7 separate regions of the Homo sapiens genome follow, and all the other regions are linked to region 1. A link is a contact called in ENCODE Hi-C or POLR2A ChIA-PET data. All regions are on one chromosome and are shown on one strand. The core of a region is the stretch at or near the end of the contact, and the rest is flanking DNA. Distances in the headings are between cores, read along the strand shown. Region 1 holds the start of PTGES3 (prostaglandin E synthase 3). Region 2 holds the start of GDF11 (growth differentiation factor 11). Region 3 holds the start of SARNP (SAP domain containing ribonucleoprotein). Region 4 holds the start of ARHGAP9 (Rho GTPase activating protein 9). Region 5 holds the start of GLI1 (GLI family zinc finger 1). Region 6 holds the start of PYM1 (PYM1 exon junction complex associated factor). Region 7 holds the start of RAB5B (RAB5B, member RAS oncogene family).

Region 1 (3,326 bases), core at 485-2,984:
GTATTTTTGCAGCGACGCGGTTTCTCCATGTTGGTCAGTCTGGTCTCGAACTCCCGACCTCAGGTGATCCGCCCGCCTCGGCCTCTCAGAGTGCTGGGATCACAGTTGTGAGCCACCGCGCCCAGCCTAATTCAAATTTTTTAAAACCCCGATTACGTATCACTTTCGGGGAGGGGGCTCCTTCAAAAATTCTAACATGCTGTGCTCTAGAAGCTTGTTCCCAGTGATAAACTCGCTTCAGCCTCACGCATCCCTTTAGATTTCTAGCCAATATACTCAGCCTCAGTATCATGACTTGAATCAAGCAAATCCTTATTACTTTTCCAAAGACATAAAGTCACTCCCCTCTTCTCTCTTCTGAATGGAGTCTAAAACAAAAGAAAAAAAAGGTTCCACCTTAATTGTTCTCCATACCTTTTAGGACGTAGTTAGTACCTTGAAAAATAACCTCCCGTCAAAAAAAAAAAAAAAAAAAAAAAAACCCTGTAAAACCGGCAGTTCCCACTGTACGCGGCAGTGCCAAGAATTCTTACCGGTTAAAATCGCCAAGGCTTTCCTTTATCATCGTAAAATGAAGACTGCCATAGAATCTGTATTCACCTCCACACAAATTTAAGATCTTTGGGACGACTGTAGGTTAATTAAATGCCTACTACATACCTATTTCATCCTACACTGTAACAAGATAGTGAAACCTCACCTCAAGTAGAACATGAAACACAGAAAATGTCCGTATCTTTCCAAAGTCGACACGTGCGGAACTACCTGCTCAATGGTAACTCCTCCTCGCTGCCAGGGAAGCGGCTGAGTTTTGGCAACCTCCCGTGTTTTCAAGAGACTGGAGTTAGGAGGCGGACTGGAAGTACCCACACTCAAGAAACCCAGACACTGGAGAGGGAAGTATGTTGCGGCGTGGGCATGGCTTCCTTCTAGTTGCCTAGCAGTACCTGCAGCTCACGGCGAGGTCCGCGTGGGGCTCTCCCAGGAGCTCCGCCAGGCACCTGGCGGCACCCACCACAGGTGCACTCGACTCAGGGCCTGGCCCCGGGACCACAAAGCAACAGAACCGGAGCGCCCAAGCAGCCGAGAGGCGACCCACGAAGGTTCACGCTTCAGGGCGCCGCATGGCGAGCAGCTACCGGGAGCTTAAGGCCTAGGGTGAAGTTACCGAAAGAGGCGAGTAACCCAGACAGCCAAAGGGGTAAAAGTAGGATTTCCGGCATGGGGAAGCCAAGGAACGGTTCAGGGGTGGGGGAAGCAGACATCTGGAGGAAAAATGTCCTCCACCCGCCAACGGTAACCGGAACAAGGATCCTGGACCTCCCGCCCCCAGGCAGGAACGACTGCCACCACCGATGCGAGAAAGGCTAGGGGGCCGCTTCCAGGGAGCCCCCAACGCGGCCTCGGCCTCACTCGGCGACCTTCCCTCGGCGGGGTGTCGCACTCACATTGTGAACGGGGCAGGGGGACGGGCGAACTGGTGGGCGGGCCTCTCTGGCGGCGGCTGCTGCTAGGGAGTCGACTTCTCTCCGGTGGCGACTCCGCTTTTTCTCTCCGGTCGCGGCCTCTTCTCGCTTCCCTCAGGCGACGGCGGCAGCGGCGGGCTCGACCTCGGGCCCCAGAATGCACCGCGCGGAAAGAGCGGCTCCTCCGGTCGGGGAGAAGAGGAAAGTGTAGGAAAAGGGGCGCGAGGACGGAGAATGAACGTGCGTGCGTGCAAACGAGGGGTGGTGAGGCCGGGCGGCGGCTGGTGACGCAGCAAAATGCCCGGGCCTTGCCGCCGCGCGTGCGCAGTCCTTGTTTTTGGGCTCCGGCGCGGCTTTCTAGAGATATCTACGGAAAGGGCGGGGCCTCCCAGCTCCTTCGCGATCCTTCCTGGCGCCGGCCCCGCCCTTCGTCCGCCACCCCACCCCCACTCCGCCCCCTGCTAGTCCCTACGCGTTCCCGCCTCTCCTCCCGCTCTGTCTTCTCGCGTTAGAAAACCGTTAGTGGCCCAACTGCCCTGCCATGCGCCTTCGGCGATTTCTCTGAGAAACGGTTGCGTTGACAGTGGGAGGCAAGGCTGAGGCGGAGGGACACGGAGTCGGGATCCTGGAGAACTGAAATGGCGCGTTGGTTACTCTTGAGGGAGTAAATCAGCTCACTGAGTCATCATTCCACCACAAAAACCTGTAAAAAGCCTGTGCTGTGGAAAAGGGCTCACTTCAGAATCAAGGGCCTGGGTCCACCTCGCCATTTTTCTGAAGGTTGGAGGCTCTGTCCAGGGACAGCGGAAATTCGAGGTTCTTGGCGGAGGAGGAGCATTTGCCAATTGGGGCGGGCTTTTGCCCCTACCTTGAGACCTTAGTGCTGTAGATGAGCCAGGAAAGGTATTTGAGGGGAGAGTCTAGGTTTCTGGGAATGGAGAGAGTAGGACATTGTGTGTTTCCACGCACATCGTTTGGGGGAGAAGGGGTTCCCCGTCGCTTTGTGCAACATATTAGTAGGGTGTAGTAGGGGTAGCAACCAAGAGACCCAAAACAGTCCTGCTTAAGAAGAAGCCGCTTAACGGTGGATTGGGGAAAAATACTCTAGTGCGCTGCATTTTGAACAGGAAGGAGGTTTAACGAAAGTGCTATAAAACCTTTCTGAAGAACGGGGCTTCATAATAAGCACTAAGGTATTTAGTGTCTGTGTTGTGCAGGACAGGTAGTGGGAGCTACGAAACCTGGACCCTAGCTCAAATGCCATTAAAAAGGGAAATTGGGCGGGGCGCCCGTGGCTCACGCCTATAATCCCAGTACTTTGGGAAGTTCGGTGGGCGGATCACCTGAGGTCAGGAGTTCAGGACCAGCCCACCCAACATGGTGAAACCCCATCTCTACTAAAAATACTAATTAGCAGGGCGTGGTGGCACTTGCCTGTAATGCCAAATACTAGCTAGTATGAGGCGGGAGGATAGCTCGAACCCCGAACCCGGGAGGCGGAGGTTGCAGTGAGCACTCCAACTTGGGCGACAGAGTGAGACCCTGTGTCAAAAAAAAAAAAAAAAAGGGAAGGGGCCGGGCGCGGTGGCTCACGCCTGTAATCCCAGCACTTCGGGAGGCAGAGGCGGGCAGATCACGAGGTCAGGAGATTGAGCCCATCCTGGCTAACATGGTGAAACCCCGTCTCTACTAAAAATAAAAAAAAATCAGCCGGGTGTGGTGGCACACGCCTCTAGTCCCAGCTACTCGGGAGAGCGAGACAGGAGAATCGCTTGAACCCGGGAGGCGGAGGTTGCAGTGAGCCGAGATCGCGCCACTGCACTTCAGCCTGGGCGACAGAGTGAGTCTGGGTCTCAAAAA
Region 2 (3,326 bases), core at 271-2,770, 950 kb before region 1:
GTTTCACCGTGTTAGCCAGGATGGTCTCGATCTCCTGACCTCGTGATCCGCCCACCTCGGCCTCCCAAAGTGCTGGGATTACAGGCGTGAGCCACCGCGCCTGGCCTGGCACAAACATTTTCCATTTGACTATTGCTCCAGGGCTTTCAGATCCAGAAATAAGCCTGGAAAACCTGAAGTCAGAAGTTAAGCACATTCAAAACATTTTTTCACCTTAGTACTGTTTTACTCTGCTCTCTGACTGCCCAGGATCACACCTGAAGACTAGGGCTGGTCCCACATCTGTATTTCATCTCGTGCATCTGAGCGCAGACTTCTTTCCCATGCTCACCCTTGCAACCTCCAGCCCCTTCTCAGACTTCTAAGACCCTGCAGATCCAAAGATATAGCTAGAAATCCAGAGATCTAGATTTCTCCCCAAGTATAACAGCCTCCAGCCATCTCCTCTCACCCTTCCCCCAGTGGCCTCTAGCTCCTGCCTTTTCCAGCCGGCTGACTACATTAGCCCTGTTAAGCCCCAGTTTCAAGCTCACAGTCTTCCCAGCTCTATGTCTTCCCTCTGTTTCAGTTCTTCCCATCACCTCTCCACCTTCTTAGGTTGTCCCTGACCTCTTCCTCTCCTAGTCCCCTTAATCCCTCTGATGAGCCTAGCCTGGTGCTTCCTTCCATGGCTTCCTTGAGCATCTTCTTTGGGCTACCTCTGGTGGCTAGAGCTCCTCTGGTCTCAAGTTCTCCACCTCTGTCCCCTGGGCTCTCTGTGCTCCCACCAAGGCTGACTCTTGTGGCTCCTTCTCTCAGGAGTTTCTGCCTTTCCTCTCCCCCACCCCCAATCCCCTGCACCTGCCTCCTCAGGGGCTCCCTTGTTGTCTCCCTGTCTGTGCCCCTCTCTCTCCTCCCCCATCCTGATTTCTCTCCCCCCCACCCCCCCCCCCACCCCTTTCCCAGGGCACTCTTCTGTCCTCTGTTCCTCTGCCGCTGTTCCCATCTCCATGACCCCCGATCTCTTCTGGTCTGGCTCTGTAGACCTCTGTCTCCCCCTATCTAGTGGTACCCCTCTTCTCCCCATTTTTGTCTCCACTCTAACTCTCCCACTAGTTGTCCCAGTCTTCCTCCTTCTTGGTTCTGTGTCTCCCACAGACACACAATTTCCCTCTCTAGCTAAGTCTCTCACCTCTGCGTCTTCCCCCTGACTCTTCTTTTCCTCCTTTGTCTCTCCCTCTCTCCTCCTCCTTTTCCTATCTCTGTCTCTTCCCCCTTATCTCTCTGATTCTCCTTGGTCTCTCTGGCTCTGACTTTCCCTCTATATCCGCCCCCCCGCCCCCTCATATCTCTGTCTCTTCATCTCTCTCTGGCCCTTGCTCCCTCATTCCCTCCCTCTCTCTATTCCTCGGCTCTCTCCGGCTCCCTCTCTCGCCTCGGATGACAGCGCTGCCTCTTTTGTTGGCTCCGCAGCCAATCGCGGCCGCTGACGACACGGGGGCCGGGGCTATAAAGGGCCTGGCCCGGGCTCGGGCCCCCCCAGCCGCCCGCCCCGGCCGCCCGCCCGCCCCGCCCGCGCGCCCGCCGCCCCCGGCCCCCCGGGTCCCCCCTCGGCCGGGCAGCCCCCAATCCCGCGCCGCCCGGACCCCCTCCTCCTCCCTCCCTCCTCCCTCCGCCCCCTCCCCGCGGGACTCCGGCGTCCCCGCCCCCCAGTCCTCCCTCCCCTCCCCTCCAGCATGGTGCTCGCGGCCCCGCTGCTGCTGGGCTTCCTGCTCCTCGCCCTGGAGCTGCGGCCCCGGGGGGAGGCGGCCGAGGGCCCCGCGGCGGCGGCGGCGGCGGCGGCGGCGGCGGCAGCGGCGGGGGTCGGGGGGGAGCGCTCCAGCCGGCCAGCCCCGTCCGTGGCGCCCGAGCCGGACGGCTGCCCCGTGTGCGTTTGGCGGCAGCACAGCCGCGAGCTGCGCCTAGAGAGCATCAAGTCGCAGATCTTGAGCAAACTGCGGCTCAAGGAGGCGCCCAACATCAGCCGCGAGGTGGTGAAGCAGCTGCTGCCCAAGGCGCCGCCGCTGCAGCAGATCCTGGACCTACACGACTTCCAGGGCGACGCGCTGCAGCCCGAGGACTTCCTGGAGGAGGACGAGTACCACGCCACCACCGAGACCGTCATTAGCATGGCCCAGGAGAGTAAGTGGGCTGCGGGGCGCGAGCAGTGGGGTGCTGGCTCTGGCCCCGCGAAGGGCGCCTTCTGCTCCAAGCGGGGCGCTCCCTGCTGCCCCGGCCCGGAAGCTTTTTCTGCGAAAACTTGACGAATTAGGGAGCGGGGGCTACTTCATAGAAGTTTTCCGAGCGGTGGAGATGGGCTGCAAAGTTGTATGCACGCCTAGTTCCCGGAGGTTGGGGCGGGGGAAATGGGGCGGGTTTCGAGATAGTGCCTTCCACCCCCAGTATGCTAAAAAGATCCTTGTTGGAGTCCGGGGAAGCTGGGGCTGGGCAGTGACTCTGTCCTGAAAAGCCGTGGTGGGGAGGCTGGAGAACAGAATCGGGAGGCTGCAGGACCCCCGCAGCCCCAGCTGGACTGCAGTGCTCTCTGCTTCCCAGTGGCCCTGGCGGTAACTCCCCACTCCGTGCTCCGTTCGCAACGTGCCCAACGGGTTGCAGAGAACTGTGTGCTTTCTCCCAAGAATAGGGTCCCAGAGCCCTGTACACCTCCTGGCAGCCCAGCTGGCACCCTTTCCATCCTGACCCCTGTCTCAGACCGGGTATCCCAAGGGGTCGGAAAAGCTGTGCCTTCTTGATACTGACCGAGCTCGGAGAGCTCAACTCCATTGCGCTGGGGGCTAAGGACACTCATTGGCTACTCAAACCTTAGTGTTCCATCCCTTATTCGCCCACCCCTACCGCAGGTGGACTTGAGAGAGACGAAGACCTAGGAAAAAAGAGAAAGTAGTAGATGGGGGAGCAGGAACCCAGGCATCCGAGCCCCTGACCAAACGGAAGATGAACATATAATAGACATGAGCTGCTTTGAAATTTTATGGCCTGGAAAATCCAGGCGAATACTACACCCCCCCTTTTCCAGCTCTCCTTAGGGTCAGGTGACTCCTTCTCCTCCCCCACTGAGGTCTCCCCCCCTCCCCAACTACAGGGAACCAGGCCTCTCTTATTCCCTAGTGGTTTGGCAAGGTTCCCCCCTTCCCACAGCCCCCTGCAACACACACAGAGTTTGGTTTTATGGCTGTGAACAGAAGACGGGGGAGACTGGTTTATTGGCAGATGGGTCATAAAAAGCTGGGGGCTGAGGGGAGTCCCAGTGGCCCACCCCCATGGGAGAGGCACAGGAACCCAGGTGT
Region 3 (3,326 bases), core at 327-2,826, 870 kb before region 1:
CTATAAATGCAAGTAAGTCATCGGGCAGCTGGTGACTTACTCCAGGGATTTCAAAAATAGGACAAATAGGAAGAAAATATTAGCTCTTCTATATATAGTTCCTTTTTATCTCATTCAAAAATTCCTTTTCTGTGTTATATTTTATAACAGTCCAGAAGTATACAATTTCTATAAGTACAGTATATATAAACAAAGTGGAGATGATTGCTCAATTTTTTTTAACTCATCACAATAAAGATCAAGAGACCGCTGATATAGTCTATGCATTTCAGTATCATCAAGTTAACAATAACTCCAGAATAACACAAAAACCCACTAACAGAGTTTAGAATCCAAGAGTAAGAAAAACATCAGTTTCACAGAAAGACTAATTGGGGTCAACTAATAAGTGACTAAAGAAGGGTCCTCTCCCTACCCTTACTACCCTTAAGCTTTCTTAACAGCAACAAAAACAAAAAAAAACTTTTCGAGCTTTAAAGGATCACTTTTCAGTTTCAGCTATATCAGCCTGGTTTGTCCAAAACATCTAATGGGAAAACTACTTGTGAAACCACAAACAGACAATTACTCAAGATATCTTAATTTACCCTAAAAGAAAATACTTTTTAAAATGTTCTTCTTTTTAATATATTTTTTTAACTTTTTTATATATCTAAGTGTGAAAAAACTACCAAGAGTCTCATAAGACAATTTAAAATAGCTTCTGTGATTCAGTGTCAGCCAATGGTAACACCAGGAGATGCAGGGCCCACCCGAGATATGAAATGGAACAGAGATAATCTTAACCTTGGAATTGTTTTTCCCAAATATTGCAGGTGTGAGTTCTCTCTGGTGGTTGGAGATGGTGTGTGAGGAAGGCTGGCGGGCCGAGAGCCGCGTGACAGAACTCGAAAACTTTTAAATCTGAGGTGTCTGTACTTCTACTATTCTCAAGACCTCCTCAACCCCAGGCTTCTAAGGCGAGACCGATCTTCTGAGAGGCCTCTCCCTGTTTCAAAATTCGGCTTGGGGCGTAATCCCACCTAGAAAAGGGGAGTGGAAGTATTTTCTGAGTGTCTGGTACCTATTTAGACAGAAATACACAAAAATGCCACCATTTGCTAACAGGGAAATCTCAGCTTCGGACGACAGACTGGAAACATCATCCCAGGGAAGAAAAACGGATCCTGGCTCCGACATGGGGCAAAAAGGAGGGACCAACTGACGTAATGCAGCCCTGAAAAGCAACGAAGAGTATAACAGGTAGAAGGCACTTACACAACCCAGTGGGGAAGGGTGACGGACGATACAATGATGAAGGAAGCAGAAATAACAAATAAATATAGCAGTAAAGCCGTGAGGAGAAATGGGAAATTAGGGAAGGCGTAGTGTGGAAGGGTGGCACAAAAGAGCTACGGCGGGAGCCGAGAAACGAAGTGGAAAAGGCTGCACGGAGAAGACGTAGGAGAAGGCGCAAGCTACCCTGTAGAATTCAGTTCCTAGAAAAGTCCAACTCAGCCCTTCCCCGATTCACGGTACCTTTAGCTTATGGAGCTCCACCGTCTCGGTCGCCATCTTGTTACCCCTCACTCCACTAGGCCCCCACCCGCGGCCTCCGCCTCCAGGAGCTCCCGCCTTAGGCGTAGAGATGCAAGGCTGACCAATCGTTGTCACTCTTGCTCCCACGCCATACCATCAGCTCTTCCCATTGGTCAATAGCTGACGTCGCTCTCACTTCTCTAGGCAGCTTGCCCCACCTCTTTCAAAAGGTGGAACTGGGAGAGGGGCGGGCACTGTATCTTGCGAACGACAGAAATGGCAACCAACTGTGCTTCTGCATTACAGACCACCAACCAATGGGTGGTGGCAGCGCTGATTCTGTTCCTCCAATAGGAAAGGGGCAGAAGGAGAGGCGTTACTTCCTGGAGACTTCAGGTGTGGTAGCCGGCGCCGCGCCCATAGCCGGACGGGGATCTGAGCTGGCAGGTAGGAGCTGCAAAGACTGTAAGGGTTGCTGAGGAAAAATGGTGGGAGGCGAAAGGGGCGCCGAGGGAGTGGTGACCTAAATACTGAGAGGGGAGCGCTGAAGGGAGCCCTGAAAAAACCGATGAACATGAGGAGGAAGCTGGGAGGGGCATGGGGCGGGCTTAAGGAACTGGCGGTGGGGCTGGGGCGGGCAAGAGCCGCTTCCTAACCAGACATCATCAGCTTTAGAGCTACCACAATTTTAAAGATCCGAGTTCAGATAATCACTGCTGCCCCTGGAGTCAGAGCCAAGGCTCCACCTTTCGAGGTATTGAGCTCAGGTCCCTTCCTAACCCAGTCCAGAAGCCGTGGGCAAGTTGTTGTCGTGCCCCACGCTTGAGAGAAGTAATGGGGATGCAGACTGTTTACATGCCACGGAGGTGAGAGAGAGGGTGGACAAGCCCCAGAGAACAAAGTGGGGACCAGAGTGAGCTTTACTCTGTCATCCCTTCTTAGTGGTTCTTTGATGATTCCATGACTTTCGCCTGGAATTCTGGGTGTACGTGACCTCTTCATGGTTATTAACTTCTTCAGCAAAGTCAGATACTCCTATTTCCCTTGCTCCCTGAAGTGAGTGCCCCAAGCCTACACATACACCTTCATGTTACAGTTGACGTGTAAAGATCAGAGCAATAATGACTATGTCTCTGAAATGTAGTGAGGACTCTTCTTGTCTTTTAAAGTTTTCCCCAAGTCTTCAGTTTTTATTTTCTGCGTGATGGGTAAGTTCTTCATTCCCAATAGAGTTCAGGGGATTGGGGCTATCTGAGAGACAACTGGGAGATAGCTCAAGAGGGGTTGAGAAAAAACTGAGCTGGACTCCTGCCTGATCCCCCATTACGGCTAGGATGAATGTGGGGGTGGCACACAGCGAAGTAAACCCCAACACCCGAGTGATGAATAGCCGAGGCATCTGGCTGGCCTACATCATCTTGGTAGGATTGCTGCATATGGTTCTACTCAGCATCCCCTTCTTCAGCATTCCTGTTGTCTGGACCCTGACCAACGTCATCCATAACCTGGTGAGCACTAAACCACGCCCTTGTACCCACCCCAGGGTTTCCCAACCAAAAGCAAAATAAAATCACCAATTGTTTGGGGATTTATGTGTTCCTTTTGGGATCTTAACATAATTCTTTGACTGAAAAACTACTTTCTGCCCCTCACACTGCCACCTTCCCTGTTCCCAGGCTACGTATGTCTTCCTTCATACGGTGAAAGGGACACCCTTTGAGACTCCTGACCAAGGAAAGGCTCGGCTACTGACACACTGGGAGCAAATGGACTATGGGCTCCAGTTTACCTCTTCCCGCAAGTTCCTC
Region 4 (3,326 bases), core at 516-3,015, 790 kb after region 1:
AAGTCACATCTCTAGAGGAGACCTGCTGTAGCCTATCAGGCAAGCAGAACACAGAAAAACCCTGCCCTGGGCTAGGAGTCTGGAGGAAGGAAGAGCACAGGGCTGGCCTTTCAGTGCCTCCACTGCGCCCTGTGCCCTGTCCCCTCAGGGCCTTTGGTACCTACTGTCCCTTCTCACCTCCTACCCAGTTTGCCTCTCGGCTGCCTCTTTCTCCTCCTTGCTCAGAGTCAACTGAATGCCGTGACCTCACAGATGTCTCCCCGCACCACCTCAGCCACTCTCCACCACATTAACTTGCCTTTAGACTTATCAGTAGTACCAAGCGTTATCTTATTTATTTGTTTTTGTGTTTGTCATCCCCAGGGGAGTCCCCTGAAGACAGAGGTGCTGTCTGTCCTGTGCCTAGAACAGGGCCCAGCTCAGAAGAGCTGTGACTCACTGTGCTGGCACTGGCTTCTGACGGCAAGTCTTCCTGGGAGAGGGATCTTCCGCTTGGTCCTTCCTGGAAAGGCTTCAGAAGGCTGGGGCTCAGATTGTCAGTGCTGACGCTCCTACACATTTTGCGGGGAAGTGGAGGAGGCTGCTCCGAGCTAGCCTGAGCCCTGCTTGGGAGGGCCTGAGACAACTCCTCCAGGGAACCATGAAACAACTTCGGCCCTGGAAACAGAAAAGGGGAGGGTGGGTGGCAGGTGATCAGAGGTGTTGTTGTAACTGGGTCCCTCATCTTGGGAACTCACAGGGAAGACAAGAAGGGCAGAGGGAGGATGTGGAAAATGGCATGAGACCTAGAAGCCTTAGGACTAGGAGGACAGGCAGTGGGATGAGGATGCCATGGCGGGGGCAAGAGGTAGGCTGATCAAAGAAAAACAAGAGAAGATGGTTAGCAGAAGCTTGAGGGAGGGGGACCTCCCCAAAATTCCCAGAAGCCAGGGAGGTAGGAAGGTGATGGGAGGTAGGAAGGTGAAGGGAGAGGGCTTAGCGCTTACTCACCAGGAGTCCAGAGCAATTGGCCGGGGATGACGGTAGTTGGACTCTGGGAAGGGATGGATTCCTCTATCATATAGGCTGCTGGGACGAAGATGGGTCGAGAGGTGGAGGGAGCTTCTAGGCGTCTTGCCAACCACCAGTCGGAGTTGGTCTTTCGAAGCAGTAGGAACCTATCCCCTTCAGCCAGAGACACCTGCTGGCCATCTGCCCCAGTATAAGTAAAGGCATAGAGGGCACAGAGCTGGGATCCCCGAGGAGGGCTTCGGGGGCCCAGCCCTAGGATCCCCCAGGAACTTGGCCACCACCGGCTGGATAGCATTGTAGCCAGCACTGTCACCTGTGAGAAAAAGGGACACTGGAGACCCAGAAGGGAATAGGCCTGGCTGTCTCCAGGTAGACAGACATGGTTCTAGGAGCAGTGTTGCAGGGAGGTGAGGACGGGAGCCCTTGAGTTGGGGGAGAGGGTAGAGCAAACAGCCTGGTGAGGATCGGTGACAGGTTTTGGGGGCTGAGAACTCCTGGTGGTGTCTGGTGAGGAAGTATGTAAGTAACATGAGAGAGGATGTGGTCAGCAGGGCTGCATGGCCAGCAAGGCAGGAAATTAGAGGAGATGACCTAGGCCAGTAGTTTTCCTCCAAGTACCTTGTGGGGCCCATCAGAAGATTCAGGAGCAGGAGTTGGTCCTGGGTAGTGGTGGGAGTCTTGAGGTGGACACAGGAAGGAGATAAGAAGAAAGAATCAGGTTCAAGACAGAAACAGGGAGACACAAGGTTAATGACAAAGACAAAAATGTGTGTTATTCTTTATTAAATTTATGCAAGCATCAATGTTTCCGTTACCAGTCACCTCAGACCATAGCTGCGTGCTTCCTGTGCAGACTCAGAGAGACATGGTGACAGAGAAACAGAAAGCCAAATAAATACCAAGACCAAATCAGAGAGAAAGACAAAGTGGGAGAAACACAGAGGGATTCAGAGTTGAAATATCACCACCCTCCCAATCCAGGACACGATTTTGGGAGCTGAGAAGCCTTGATACTGTCCTGTACACACAAGCCTCTTGAGGCAGGAGCTACTTTAGTGTGTGGGTTCATTCATGCTTTTTTTTTTTTGAGACGAAGTCTCGTTCTTGTCCCCCAGGCTGGAGTGTGATGGCGAGATCTCGGGTCACTGCAACTTCCGCCCCCCGGGTTCAAGTGATTCTCCTGTCTCAGTCCCCCGAGTAGCTGGGATTACAGGTGCCTGTCACCACACCTGGCTAGTTTTTTTATTTTTAGTAGAGACAGGGTTTCACCATGTTGGCCAGGCTGGTCTAGAACTCCTGACCTCAGGTGATTCACCCGCCTCAGCCTCCCAAAGTGCTGGGATTACAGGTGTGAGCCACTGCGCCCGGCCTCATTTATGCTTTTATCAAGGATTGATTGAGTGCCTCCTGCGTGCAAGGAGCAGTGTCAGGCACTGGAGATGAGAGAAGGGAATGAGCCCTTTTGGAGCTTAAGGAGAGACAGACCTTAACTAATGACACAATAAACTTAATAATTACAATTGAATCAGGAACAATGGACAAGTAATGCAAGACGCTATGACAGGTAGATAGGGGACTGATGCCAGCTTCTCCTTGGTGGAAGGTGGGAAGTGACCTTCCCTGGATTACCAGCACTTTAAAACCCACACTTCTGCTTCTGCCTTACCTGGCCACTCCTCTTTTCCTCTTCTCTCAGCTTCTCCACTGCACAATGTGAGGCTTTCTGTTTGGGTTTGGAGAGGTGGGTTAAGGAGCGAATGACCCTCCCCACTGGTGATATCAGAGAGCCAGCTCTCTTCCCCTGAGGGCTGGGTGGCTAGTACTGGGCTTCTGCCTCAGTGATCTTCCTAGTTTACTTCACTTCAACACATGGAGAATCCTACCCCTCAACTCTTCCTTCCCACTTCCAAAATAGTGACTAATTTCACCCATTTATTCACTTATTTATTCATTTGGTGTTCAGTGCTTGAATCCACCCTTTTTTTGCCTTCTCTGAAACTCTCTCTCCTATACTTTAGCTTGTTTTTGTTAGCTTCGTCGCATTCACTTTTAAACATATCCAAGTCTCTCCCATCTTTAGACAAACCTCCCCTTACTGGGCTTTCCAGGTACCACCATATATATGTCTCTCTCTCTTTCTTCTTCTCTTTTTTTTTTGAGACAGAGTCTTGCACTGTTGCCTGGGCTGGAGTGCGGTGGCACAATCTCTGCTCACTGCAACCTCCGCTTTCCAGGTTTAAGTGATTCTCCTGCCTCAGCCTCCTAAGTAGCTGGGATTAGAGGCGCCTGCCACTATGCCCGCTATTTTTTTTTGT
Region 5 (3,326 bases), core at 409-2,908, 770 kb after region 1:
ACGGAGTCTCGCTCTGTCGCCCAGGCTGGAGTGCAGTGGCACAATCTCGGCTCACTGCAACCTCCACCTCCCAGGTTCAAGCGATTCTCCTGCCTCAGCCTCCTGAGTAGCTGGGACTACAGGCCTGCGCCACCATGCCCAGCTATTTTTTGTATTTTTAGTAGAGATGGGGTTTCACCATGTTGGCCAGGCTGGTCTCGGACTCCTGACTTGAGGTGATCCGCCTGCCTTGGCCTCCCAAAGTGCTGGGATTACAGGTCTGAGCCACTGTGCCTAACCTAATGACTTTTAAGAGTATAGAGGAAACCAAAAAGTTTGAGACTCACTGGTCTATAGAACTGGGTGGGGAGAAGAAAGTAAGGTGTTCTAAGAGAGCTCTTCTTGCTGGGCACCGGTGGTCCCAGCTACTTAGGAGGCTAAGGCCGGAAGACCGCTTAAACCCAGGAGTTCGAGGCTATGATCACACTTGTGAATAGCCTCTGCACTCCAGCCTGGGCAAATAGTGAGGCCCCGTCCCAAATAAAAATAAATAAATACATAAATACATAAATAGCTCCTCTGGAAGAAGGGGCTCGAGGCTGGGACAGGAGCATGTGTGGGGTGCCTTTTTTTCAGTGCCCATTAGTCTGGTCTGACTGAGCTGGGTCTCTGACCCTCTGGGGATAACTAGCCTGGGTCAAAGTCCCAGATCTCCCCCTACCTTCACCTTTTCTTTTCCCCCTTGACCCTCAGACTGAACAGTTAACCCACTGACCTTCCACACCCAAGGGGGTGGTTCTTGGAAGCAGAGCTAGGATGTGGGAGGTCTGCCTGTGGGGTTGAAAAAAAGGGGAGAGGGTGCCCTTTTTCCTTGTCATGCTTCCTCCTCTTTCTCATAAAAATCAGAGACTGAAATGCTGCCCCTCCCTTATATCCGGTCACGATGGCAATGCAAATCTAAAGAGGCAGGGCACTTCCCTGTCAGGCAGTACCGCTGGGCATAGCAACCTCTGCCTCTCCGTTTCTCAGAGCTCACATATCCACCTCCTGGGCTTTTAAGTGGGCTTTAGTGAGGGGCTCCTCCTTCAACTGGGCTCCTCCTTCAGTTCCCCAGCTCTTCTGCTTCGACTCCGAGCGGGTGTCATGTGTGAGAACGGCCAGCAGAGGGAGCAGAAAGCCTGGAAGAGCAGCTAGAGCCTGCAGTGACGTGGTGCGGAGGGGCGGCACCCTCCAGAACTTCGAGACGTAGAGCCGGGGTTCTAGGGAAAGGGGCTTCAGTCCCAGGGCTCCTTGGTGACCTCGTGAACCACACCCTGCACCCAGAGCCTCAGCCGCTGCTCCTTGCTTTTATGCTCCATAGACTCCTCACCTTCTTCCAGAGCCCCCAACCCAACTTGATTTGCCCCAAACCGCAACTCTGTCCCGGCCGCTGCAAGTTCCATCCAAAGGGTGAGGCCTGCAGATAAACCACAGGATGGCAGAATGCTCAGTTAGCACCAACCAAAGGCGACTACCCTACCTCCACTATTATCGTTCTCGGTTGAACTTCTCCCCCTGCCCCGCAATATTTTCCTCAATCTGGTTGTCGGGGCCTCTTTGGGGCCAGCCGATCCAGAAATCCAAGCCGGGATTTAGTACTCACCAACAGCAGCGTGTTCAGCCGGGGCGGGGGGGGGGGCGTAAGCAGTATAGGGTCCCTCAAGGGAGGGGGAGGATCCTGGGGGTCCTGGGGGTGCAATAAGCCCGGCACCCCTTCTCTTGCTTCCAGCTACCCCGCCTCATCCTCCAGAACGGCAAGAGGGAGGGAAATAGAAGGGAGGTGAGGGGCGAGCGGGAAGAGCGGCGGCGCGCCAGCGGCTGGAGAGAGAAAAAGTTTTTGCAAAAGGGAAAAAAAAAGTTTGCGCTTCTCGCGGGTGGTCCGGGCTTGCGGCCCGGCGGGCTGGGCCGGCGGGAGGGCTGGGGGCCAGGTTGGGGGGGTGGGGGTGGCATCGAGGCTGCGCTGCCGTGGCCCTCTCCGCCCCCCCTCCCCACCGCACACCCCCCAGCCCAGACTCCAGCCCTGGACCGCGCATCCCGAGCCCAGCGCCCAGACAGAGGTGAGAAGGGGGGGCAGGCGGGGGACCACCTGGGAGCAGTGGGGGAGGGGGCCTGAGGGGATGCTCAGCTTCTTAGGGACTCATCCCAGACCCGGGACATAGAGGCAAAATAGGGGTGGGAGAGCCTGGGGTGAGACATTAGAAACTCCAGATTTTTCACTTGTGTCTTTCTCTGTATCTTCTTTTTCTTCCCTTTTTTTCTTCTGTCAGTCTGTGTATCTCTGTCTCAGGGAACCGTGGGTCTTTGTCTCCGCCTCTCCCATATATTAGAAATATCTTACTTTCATGCGGTTAAGTTTAAGAGGCTGGAGGGATGGCTAGCTGGAGGTCTGCGTTGTAGAGAGGTAACCCCAGGTGTGTGTCTGCGCGTGGGGTAGGAAGATGTCAGTGTTTCTGAAAGGTGGGGACTGCAAAGGAGGGAGCTCCAGGTGGGGTGGGGACGGGTGTGTGGGAGGCAACAGAGCCACTAGGGGCCAGCCAGGCTTGAACCTTTGACCTGTCTTGTGACAGATGTGCCAGTGGATGCTTGTGCTTTAGGGGAAAGGAGTGTCTTCTGGACTTGGAAGGGGGCTGGGGCGGGGGGGGGCTGTCCAAGGTCTAGTGAAGGCCCTAGAATGACCCCATGCAATTTGGACTCCTGAGTCCCAAGGGCTGTGGGCAAGGAGCTCAGGAGGAGCCGGGGAGACCTTGTCTTGACCCTCTGACCTCAGGACCACCGGGGCAGCGGGAGCCAGCCGCAGGGAGACCCCTACCGGGGCTGGGCGGGACCACTGGCCACTGCCAGCCTGTGTATCCCCGTTGGCACCCCGCCCAAACGGGAGCTGGGGATCGAGGCCCCTCCTCTGGCTCAGACCACCCTGCCTGCCCTTGCTCCCCGCTCTGAATCCTCTTTCAGGTCCCATGACCCCGAAACAATCAGCACTGGGCAGCTAGCTTTCGGGACAGGATTACGGAAAGGGGACCCCGTAGAGCCTGGGGACTGAGGGTTTTAGGGGTCTGGAGAGCTGGGGTCTTCTAGGATAGGTCTTTACGTTCCAGTAGAGGGAGAAGGCGGGCGGTTTCCCGGGGGATATGTAAGGGTCGGAATAAGTGTGGTTTTCCCTAGGGGGCGGGGTCCAGAGACCTCTCCCCCTCCACCATTATCTCCCTGGCATCCCCGCCCTTGACGTCACCAGGGGGTTCCCGGGGGTCTGGAGGGGTTAACCCTTGGGAAGCCGGCTGCTATAACCAGCAACCTAAGGTGTCCGGGCC
Region 6 (3,326 bases), core at 273-2,772, 760 kb before region 1:
AAGGAATAGTGGGTTTTATTCACTTGTCAAAGGGCTTCGGAGAAAAGCCACTAGATACTTTCCTGTTTGCCTTTTCCCACCTTAGACCCCTCAATTTCTATCACCATCACGGGAGAAGGTAGCGAAGGGTGGCTCCATCAGGGAGAAAACTCAAGCTGAAAGTTGTATTAGGGTCCTCTTCCCTTCACACCTCTAAACCTCAGTGACCCAACAAATGAAGATACGGGAGAGGAAAAGGTACTATGTAGAAACGAGGAGGTCTTCAGCAAATAAAGCTTCGAGAAAAATAATGAAAACGGGACTGGGGTAGGGCAGAAACCAAGTATAGCTGAGATGGGGGAGGGGAAAAGAAGGAGGGCAGGAACTGGAGGGAAATGAGAGTGTAGAAGCCCCCAAGCCTGAAGAACCTAAAAGAGATATGAGTGGTCCAACTGCTGGAGAAAAGCTAAGGGCCCGTGAGGGTCCTGAAGCAGGGACCAGCACTGAAGGACCCCAGGGTTTGGGTGACCGGAAGCAGAGACCCCAAACACGAGACCAGAAGGGGGCGCAGGAGACACCCCGTAGGAGAGAATGAATGGGGAAGGCGGTCCGGGGGGCGGGGCAAAGGAGGGGCCCCGGGATGGGCGGGGCACAGACCCCTTTCCAAGTCCGAACCCCTGCCCCGAGAGCCCGGAGAGAAGCGGCTCCGCGCCTCCCGCACTCACCGCCGGTCTCGTCAGTAACATAGGGAGTCGCCATCTTGAAAACGCAAACCACTTCCGGCGTGAGCGGGCTGGGGTCCCGCCCCCCTCCCCACCGGAAGTGGAGTCCCGATCGTAGCAAGCCACCATCTTAGTCTTAAAGGGAGAGTGCACCATTTCATGGGCGGAGGTGGAGGAGGAGGAAGAGTGGAGAAGCTGAAATAGTTAATAAAATAAAGCCGTGGGCTTTTTACTGCCACCGATACCATTACTGAGCGCTTGCTGCCTGTAAAACAGTCCTCAGGGAGCCAAGAGAAGTTCCGAGGCACAGTCCCTCTCATCCCCAGGAACTCCTCGTACGTCCAGGACCTGCGAGGGAAAAGGGCGCAAGGCCCACCTGCACCCAAAAAGGGGGCCTTATAAATGAAGAAAGGAAGAATATCCAGGCTCTGGCCTGCACCCAGATCTCAGAGCGGCTTGGTGACGTGGAGCAGACAAACTCCAGGAACGCACTGGGGCGCACAAGTGTTTCTAGGGACGGTTGGAGACCCTATCTAACCCTAAGAAGGTGGGGAGGTCGAATTCGTGTGCCGATTGCTGTCGGCCAACCCACTCAACCACCAGAGACCCGCGGGAGGGGCGTGCAAGGCGGAGGGCGCCGCGGGTCGGTCACCTGTCTCCGTAGCCGCAGGGCTGCCGGCAGCTTCCATGGCCGAAGAGGCAGCGGACCAGGTTGGGCGGGCGGCCCTGGCCTGGCTCTGCCCCGCTGGGCGGCGCCGGGGATTCGGCGGCGAAGTGATGAGGGCCCTAGTTGCTTCTCGCCCAGACCTCCTAACCCTGAGTGCCTCCTCGGGCTGGGCCCTAGGGTCAGAGGGCAGGGTGAAAGCTTCTGGGCGGACCTACTTAGTATTCTAATTAAACTCGTCCAACCGCTGAGGATCTAAAGCGGGGCAACTCGCCAATAATCCGGTCCCGTAGTGTCACTCCATTTGTAGTCCTGCCCTGCGCCGTACCTCCCTATTCTGCAGACGAACCCATATGGTCTCCCTCCGCCGCCCATTTCAGCAACTGTTGTTCCTTCAGGGCTAAGTCCTGTTAAACTTGTTTCCCCTACAGCCTGAGAGGAGCCCGGCTGCAGGTTCCTCTCCTCAGGTGTCAACTCTGCCCTCCTCCACCCTCATATAGCTTTTTCCTTATCAACCCTTTTACCTTCCTGCTTATATCCCCACTTTGGCTTAGTTTAATGTCCAGCAGTACCCCTGGAACCAGGGAGGAGGCAGGAGGTAAGTATTGGTGACTACCTCCAACACTAGGCAGCATGTCCCATTTAAAAAACAAAACAAAACCCAGGCGCGGTTGCTCACGCCTGTAATCCCAGCACTTTGGGAGGCCAAGGCGGGTGGATCACGAGGTCCGGAGTTCAAGACCAACCTGGCCAAGATGGCGAAACCCCGTCTCTACTAAAAATACAAAAAAATTAGCCGGGCGTGGTGGCGGGTGCCTGTAATCTCAGCTACTCGGGAGGCTGAGGCAGAGAATTTCTTGAATCTGGGAGGCGGAGGTTGCAGTGAGCCAAGATCGCTCCACTGCACTCCAGCTTGGACGACAGAGTGGGACCCCGTCTCAAAAAAAAAAAAAAAAAAAAAAAAAAAAAACTAAAAAACTGAGCAATGGCTGACTAGGACCTTTATAAGACAAATTAGGCCTCAGAAGTTTTCTGGGGGCCGCAGCTTGCCTTCCTTCCCATCCTCCATGTCTGTGACTTCCACTAGAGGCCAATTCAGAATGTCTGGGGGTGGGGCTCATTTAAAAAGTATTTCCAGGCCGGGTGCGGTGTCTCATGCCTGTAATCCCAGCACTTTGGGAGGCCCAGGTGGGCAGATCACTTGAGGTCAGGAGTTCGAGACCAGCCATGGCCAACATGGTGAAATCCCATCTCTACTAAAAATACAAAAATTAGCCGGGTGTGGTGGCGAGTGCCTGTAATCCCAGCTACTCGGGAGGCTGAGGAATGAACCTGGGAGGTGGAGGTTGCAGTGAGCCAAGATCGTGCCACTGCACTCCAGCTTGTATTATAGAGCAAGACTCAGTCTCAAAATAAATAAATAAAAAGTATTTGCATACGATACACTGTTATTGCAAGTGTTGTGACACTGTGGTCTTAAACCCTTGCTCTCTTTTCACCGATTGTACTTCAGCCCTGCAGGGTCTAACATCTTGTCCTTAACCTTGTTATGATTAGACGTGAGAGTGTGGGATGAAGCCTCTAAGAACTAATGGGATACGTTGGTCTTGACTGAACTACCTCAGGAGTGGTCTCTGCAGCTTTCAGAGGCTGCTCAATAGACCTTTGTGCAGGAGGGAAACCTAAAGTCGCCCCTGTTCACTACCAACCCTAGGCCCCCTTCCCACCCCCAGACATCCTGCCTCAGCACTAGGGTTGACAGGAAGTGAAACTCAATTGTCTGCTTAGTAGACCTGCCTGGGACCCAACCCGGGGCCCCGGATGTGGCCCCCCACCCTGAGGAGGAACAGGGCAAAAAAGGCCGGGGAGAACAGGCTGTTGTTTTTTCCTTTCCCTTTGTTCATTGCGGTTTCTTTCTTTCTGATTTTTATGATGTGGTTGATTAAAGAAATGAGCACCTG
Region 7 (3,326 bases), core at 222-2,721, 710 kb before region 1:
CATAGTGGGTGGATTTGTTGCCATGTGCACCTTGGGGTTTTGTAATGACAGTGCTAAAAAAAAAAAGCATTTTTTTTTTATGATTTGTCTCTGTCACCCTTGTCCTTGAGTGCTCTTGCTATTAACGTTATTTGTAATTTAGTTTGTAGCTCATTAAAAAAATGTGCCTAGTTTTATAGTTCATCTCTTTCCTCCTCTTATTTACTGAAAGAATGGTGGGAGACAGAATATGAATGTGTGTATGTGATCATTGATTTCAGACCCCTTTTCCTAATCTCTCTGTGCATGGCTGCCCACCCCACCCCATTTTGGCTAGTGCTGACGGTGAACAAAGTGGTTATTATCATCCCTATTTATGGCTGGGGAAACTGAAGCCTATATACTTCCTACTTCACTTTCTCCACACACCAGCAAACCTCCTTTCCCCCAGCCAACATACCACACACACACCACACCACACACACATCACATACACACACCACACACACATCATATACACACATATACCACACACACCACGTATACATATACCAAATACACACACACCACATACACACCATATATGCACACACACCCCATACATACACACACCCATGCACATACATAGCGGCAGGAAGAGGGCTCCCGGGGAATTTGCCTTTCGACACTGCATTTCCCAGTAAGCCCGCCGTTTTTCCTTTCTGTTTCATATCACAGACAGAAAAGTTTTCCAAAGATTCTTTTATTTACATTTACATACGATTCTGAAAAAGCGTCTCCAAGCTACCACTTCTTGTAGTTGCCATTGTCTCATTCCACCAAAAAACATCTCAGACCGCCCGCGGCCACCCCAAATACGCCTGTCCACTGAAGCCTCACTAAAAGGAGGAAGCGCTGATGTCAGGGTTACTTAAATTCCCAGGCTCCGGATCCCTAGAAGAGGTATTTCCCTTTACGCCCGCGAATTTGTCATAGAAGGCAGGGCACTAGAGCCAGCCCCAGCCAAGTCCAGGGGGAGGGGCGAAGGTCAGTAGCGGCCTTCCTAAGGCTTCCTTCAACCCCTCCTTGCCTGCCAGTCAAGTACCGTATTTTCGCAGTACTGGTTAAAGTTTCACTTTGACCCGCCTCCATCACTCACCTGATTAGATGTTTATGAGTCAAAAGGCGGGGTCATGGGGTGTCGAGATTTTATTGGTGGATACATACGCCTGTCGGCAGTGTACCGCCCCCTGTCTTCAGGAGCTTGCTCTTTAATGGCTCCTTACCTCGTCCATCTTCGAGGTTTCTCCCTCGCTATTGGCTTGTGGCCCCGCCTGTCGCGTCCCTTGCTCGTACTTGTTGGTGACAGCGCCCAAAGAGACTCGCCTTTCTCCAGAGGATTGGTGGATGAGTGCACATATAGCCCACCCTCGAAGGTAGGCGGGTAATCGAGCTATTGGCTGGAGCCCCGCCCCAGGGCGAGGAGGAGAAGGAGGGGCAGGAGGGTTTGGTTGAGCTGCAGCTGTTTGTCTGTTCGACACAGGCTTGGGGCCGACGGGGGAGACGGAGCCCCAGGTACCGAGCTGATGGAGCCCAAAGGGCAGGGGCGGAAGCGCCCGGGAGATGAGAGCAGCCTGGCCTGAGAGCGGAGGCGGGTCTGGTCCTAAGCGAGGGGTTAGAGTGGCCCACCGGAGAGGGGAGAAGGGGGCCGGGCCCCGGCAGGCCTAATGGGGGTCGCTGAGGAGGGGACTGGGCGGCCTGGGACCCCGAAGTTGGTGAGTCGGGAAGGCGGCTGGGCTGTGGCGGCGGCCAGGCCGAGGGCCGGGGGCTGGAGGCCTGGAGCTTGAGTGAGGGCAGGGGCAGGCCTCATTAAGCAGCGCTGAAGAGGGAGGAGCTGGGGAAAGGAACAGGGCAGCGGGTGAGGTAAGCCCATTTGCCGGGAGGTGAGGAGGGTCAGACCTGTCGCCCGAGCCCCGGGGGTGACTGGGGCTGGGTCCCTGCAGAGAGGTTCATTGGAAGGGCCTGAGAAGGGTTCTTAGTTGGGTAAGAAGCGTTCTTTTCAGGGAAAGTGCCTATTGTAAAAAGAACTGAGGGTGCTATGGTGTTGAGCTGAGAGAGATTTGGGTTCAGTGAGGGAGAACTGGGGAAAATGAAGAAGGCTGTATTAATCTAGAAGACTAAGGTAGTTGAAGTAATGGAAGCAGGGCCTGGTATCAGTTATGGGAACTTCTGGGAATGCTGAAGGGTGGGCTGGGGGCTCTGGGTCTTGGGAGTACACACTCTTTTGTTCCCTTTAGTGTTTAGATGTGGTAATTTGAAGCTTTTTAAAACTCCCAGGGTAGGGATGAAGATCAAAGTAATTTTTTTTTTTCCATGACTGTTGGCTGCTCCAAACTCAGCCCCTACACTTTCTGTTGGCCTCATAGCTGGTCTATACTGCAGTCTGTTTCTTAACTTACTGTTTCATGTCCTATGAAAGAGCTAAGAAGTTGGATTGGGGGCATGTTTTGTCCACTTCTTTCCCACTTAATAATGTGGTCTATAGCAAATACCATGTCTCCTAGAACTGAGAATCTATTTCATATCTATTTCATTATCTACATGGGAAAGGGGCTTAGAGATCCTCAGCCATCAGGAGATCTTCTGATCATAGTTGGTGAAACTTTTGTGGGACTTAGACTTGACTTGGGTATTTCCCAGGCAGGTAATGGAGTTAACAGGTCCGAAACTATGCGGTGATATCACTGAGGAAGAGATTTGGGGAAGAGTGAGAAATTCCATTTCAAAAGCTTGGCATCACCCCTTGTTCTTTGTCTACTTCAAAAGCCCAGATTTCTGTGCTGTTAGAAAGTTGGGTCAAACTATGAAGTATCTGGGGAAGATGGTGAGTAGAGAAAAAGATACAGAGGTGCAGTAGCCCACGCCTGTAATCCCAGCACTTTGGGAGGCTGAGACAGGAGGATCACTTGAGCCCGGGAGTTCGAGGGTGCAGTGAGCCATGATCTTCCCACTGCACTCCAGCCTGGGCAACAGAATGAGACCCTGTCTCCAAAAAAAAAAAAGACAAAGATTGCCAAAGCAGAGGAGTGGAGTACCCTCCTCCCCACATATTTTTAATGGTCTGCTAGCCTTCTTAGTCCCTCATAGATTGGAGCCTATTGGATTTTCCCTTACTGTACTTCCTCCTTTTCTGCGTCTCTACCAATATATTTTATCACTACATTTCTTTTTTTTTTTTTTTTTTTTTTGAGACGGAGTCTCACTGCAACCTCCACCTCCCAGGTTCAAGAGATTCTCCTGCCTCAGCCTCCCAAGTAGCTGGGACTACAGGCGTGCGCCACCACGCCCAGCTAATTTTTGTATTTTTA

Evidence for each region. Hi-C counts contacts between places; a loop is a spot of excess contacts on that map. ChIA-PET counts read pairs that join two places held with the same protein, here RNA polymerase II (POLR2A). Pooled maps may share reads with other maps.
Region 2: a pooled map shows a loop between it and region 1 (4-fold over the local background). The contact joins the promoter of GDF11 here to the promoter of PTGES3 in region 1. A Hi-C loop is called at or near these places in 4 of 50 pooled maps. POLR2A ChIA-PET finds 5 or more read pairs at or near these places in 2 of 52 experiments (CD4-positive, alpha-beta T cell and GM12878).
Region 3: a loop to region 1 is called in a map with no recorded cell type, with 9 times the contacts of the local background. The contact joins the promoter of SARNP here to the promoter of PTGES3 in region 1. A Hi-C loop is called at or near these places in 4 of 37 single-sample maps with no recorded cell type and 11 of 50 pooled maps. POLR2A ChIA-PET finds 5 or more read pairs at or near these places in 7 of 52 experiments (BJ, CD4-positive, alpha-beta T cell, T-cell and 4 more).
Region 4: a loop to region 1 is called in a pooled map, with 11 times the contacts of the local background. The contact joins the promoter of ARHGAP9 here to the promoter of PTGES3 in region 1. A Hi-C loop is called at or near these places in 3 of 37 single-sample maps with no recorded cell type and 9 of 50 pooled maps. POLR2A ChIA-PET finds 5 or more read pairs at or near these places in 4 of 52 experiments (B cell, GM12878, Panc1 and 1 more).
Region 5: a loop to region 1 is called in a pooled map, with 5 times the contacts of the local background. The contact joins the promoter of GLI1 here to the promoter of PTGES3 in region 1. A Hi-C loop is called at or near these places in 6 of 50 pooled maps. POLR2A ChIA-PET finds 5 or more read pairs at or near these places in 7 of 52 experiments (B cell, BJ, GM12878 and 4 more).
Region 6: a loop to region 1 is called in a map of OCI-LY7, with 7 times the contacts of the local background. The contact joins the promoter of PYM1 here to the promoter of PTGES3 in region 1. A Hi-C loop is called at or near these places in 4 of 168 maps with a recorded cell type or tissue (B cell, CD8-positive, alpha-beta T cell, OCI-LY7 and 1 more), 3 of 37 single-sample maps with no recorded cell type and 15 of 50 pooled maps. POLR2A ChIA-PET finds 5 or more read pairs at or near these places in 1 of 52 experiments (naive thymus-derived CD4-positive, alpha-beta T cell).
Region 7: a pooled map shows a loop between it and region 1 (7-fold over the local background). The contact joins the promoter of RAB5B here to the promoter of PTGES3 in region 1. A Hi-C loop is called at or near these places in 7 of 50 pooled maps. POLR2A ChIA-PET finds 5 or more read pairs at or near these places in 2 of 52 experiments (HEK293 and K562).

Annotation. Positions count from the first base shown.
Region 1 is chr12:56,686,550-56,689,875 of GRCh38, forward strand. PTGES3 (prostaglandin E synthase 3) reads right to left here and starts at 1,735. Exons shown (of 8, transcript NM_006601.7): 1 at 1,449-1,735. The coding sequence starts at 1,450. RefSeq lists enhancers at 842-891, 1,002-1,121, 1,620-2,145, 2,622-2,671, 3,198-3,326 and a silencer at 1,782-1,971.
Region 2 is chr12:55,741,602-55,744,927 of GRCh38, forward strand. GDF11 (growth differentiation factor 11) reads left to right here and starts at 1,521. Exons shown (of 3, transcript NM_005811.5): 1 at 1,521-2,160. The coding sequence starts at 1,716. RefSeq lists a silencer at 2,497-2,556.
Region 3 is chr12:55,816,148-55,819,473 of GRCh38, forward strand. It overlaps SARNP (SAP domain containing ribonucleoprotein), which reads right to left and starts at 1,577. Exons shown (of 11, transcript NM_033082.4): 1 at 1,519-1,577. The coding sequence starts at 1,554. It overlaps ORMDL2 (ORMDL sphingolipid biosynthesis regulator 2), which reads left to right and starts at 1,894. Exons shown (of 4, transcript NM_014182.5): 1 at 1,894-1,965; 2 at 2,852-3,026; 3 at 3,195-3,326. The coding sequence starts at 2,853.
Region 4 is chr12:57,478,101-57,481,426 of GRCh38, forward strand. ARHGAP9 (Rho GTPase activating protein 9) reads right to left here and starts at 1,766. Exons shown (of 18, transcript NM_032496.4): 1 at 1,630-1,766; 2 at 991-1,324; 3 at 440-657. The coding sequence starts at 1,306. RefSeq lists enhancers at 300-349, 1,870-1,919, 2,090-2,179.
Region 5 is chr12:57,458,127-57,461,452 of GRCh38, forward strand. GLI1 (GLI family zinc finger 1) reads left to right here and starts at 1,659. Exons shown (of 12, transcript NM_005269.3): 1 at 1,659-2,075. It overlaps LOC124902947 (a long non-coding RNA gene), which reads right to left. Exons shown (of 2, transcript XR_007063335.1): 2 at 1-1,435. RefSeq lists enhancers at 1,248-1,327, 1,338-1,387.
Region 6 is chr12:55,926,372-55,929,697 of GRCh38, forward strand. It overlaps PYM1 (PYM1 exon junction complex associated factor), which reads right to left and starts at 1,523. Exons shown (of 3, transcript NM_032345.3): 1 at 1,354-1,523. The coding sequence starts at 1,390. It also overlaps a transcript of DGKA not described here. RefSeq lists a silencer at 465-614 and enhancers at 633-1,213, 705-924, 965-1,134, 1,214-1,794.
Region 7 is chr12:55,972,607-55,975,932 of GRCh38, forward strand. It overlaps RAB5B (RAB5B, member RAS oncogene family), which reads left to right and starts at 1,472. Exons shown (of 6, transcript NM_002868.4): 1 at 1,472-1,533. It overlaps CDK2 (cyclin dependent kinase 2), which reads left to right. Exons shown (of 7, transcript NM_001798.5): 7 at 1-183. RefSeq lists an enhancer at 1,216-1,365.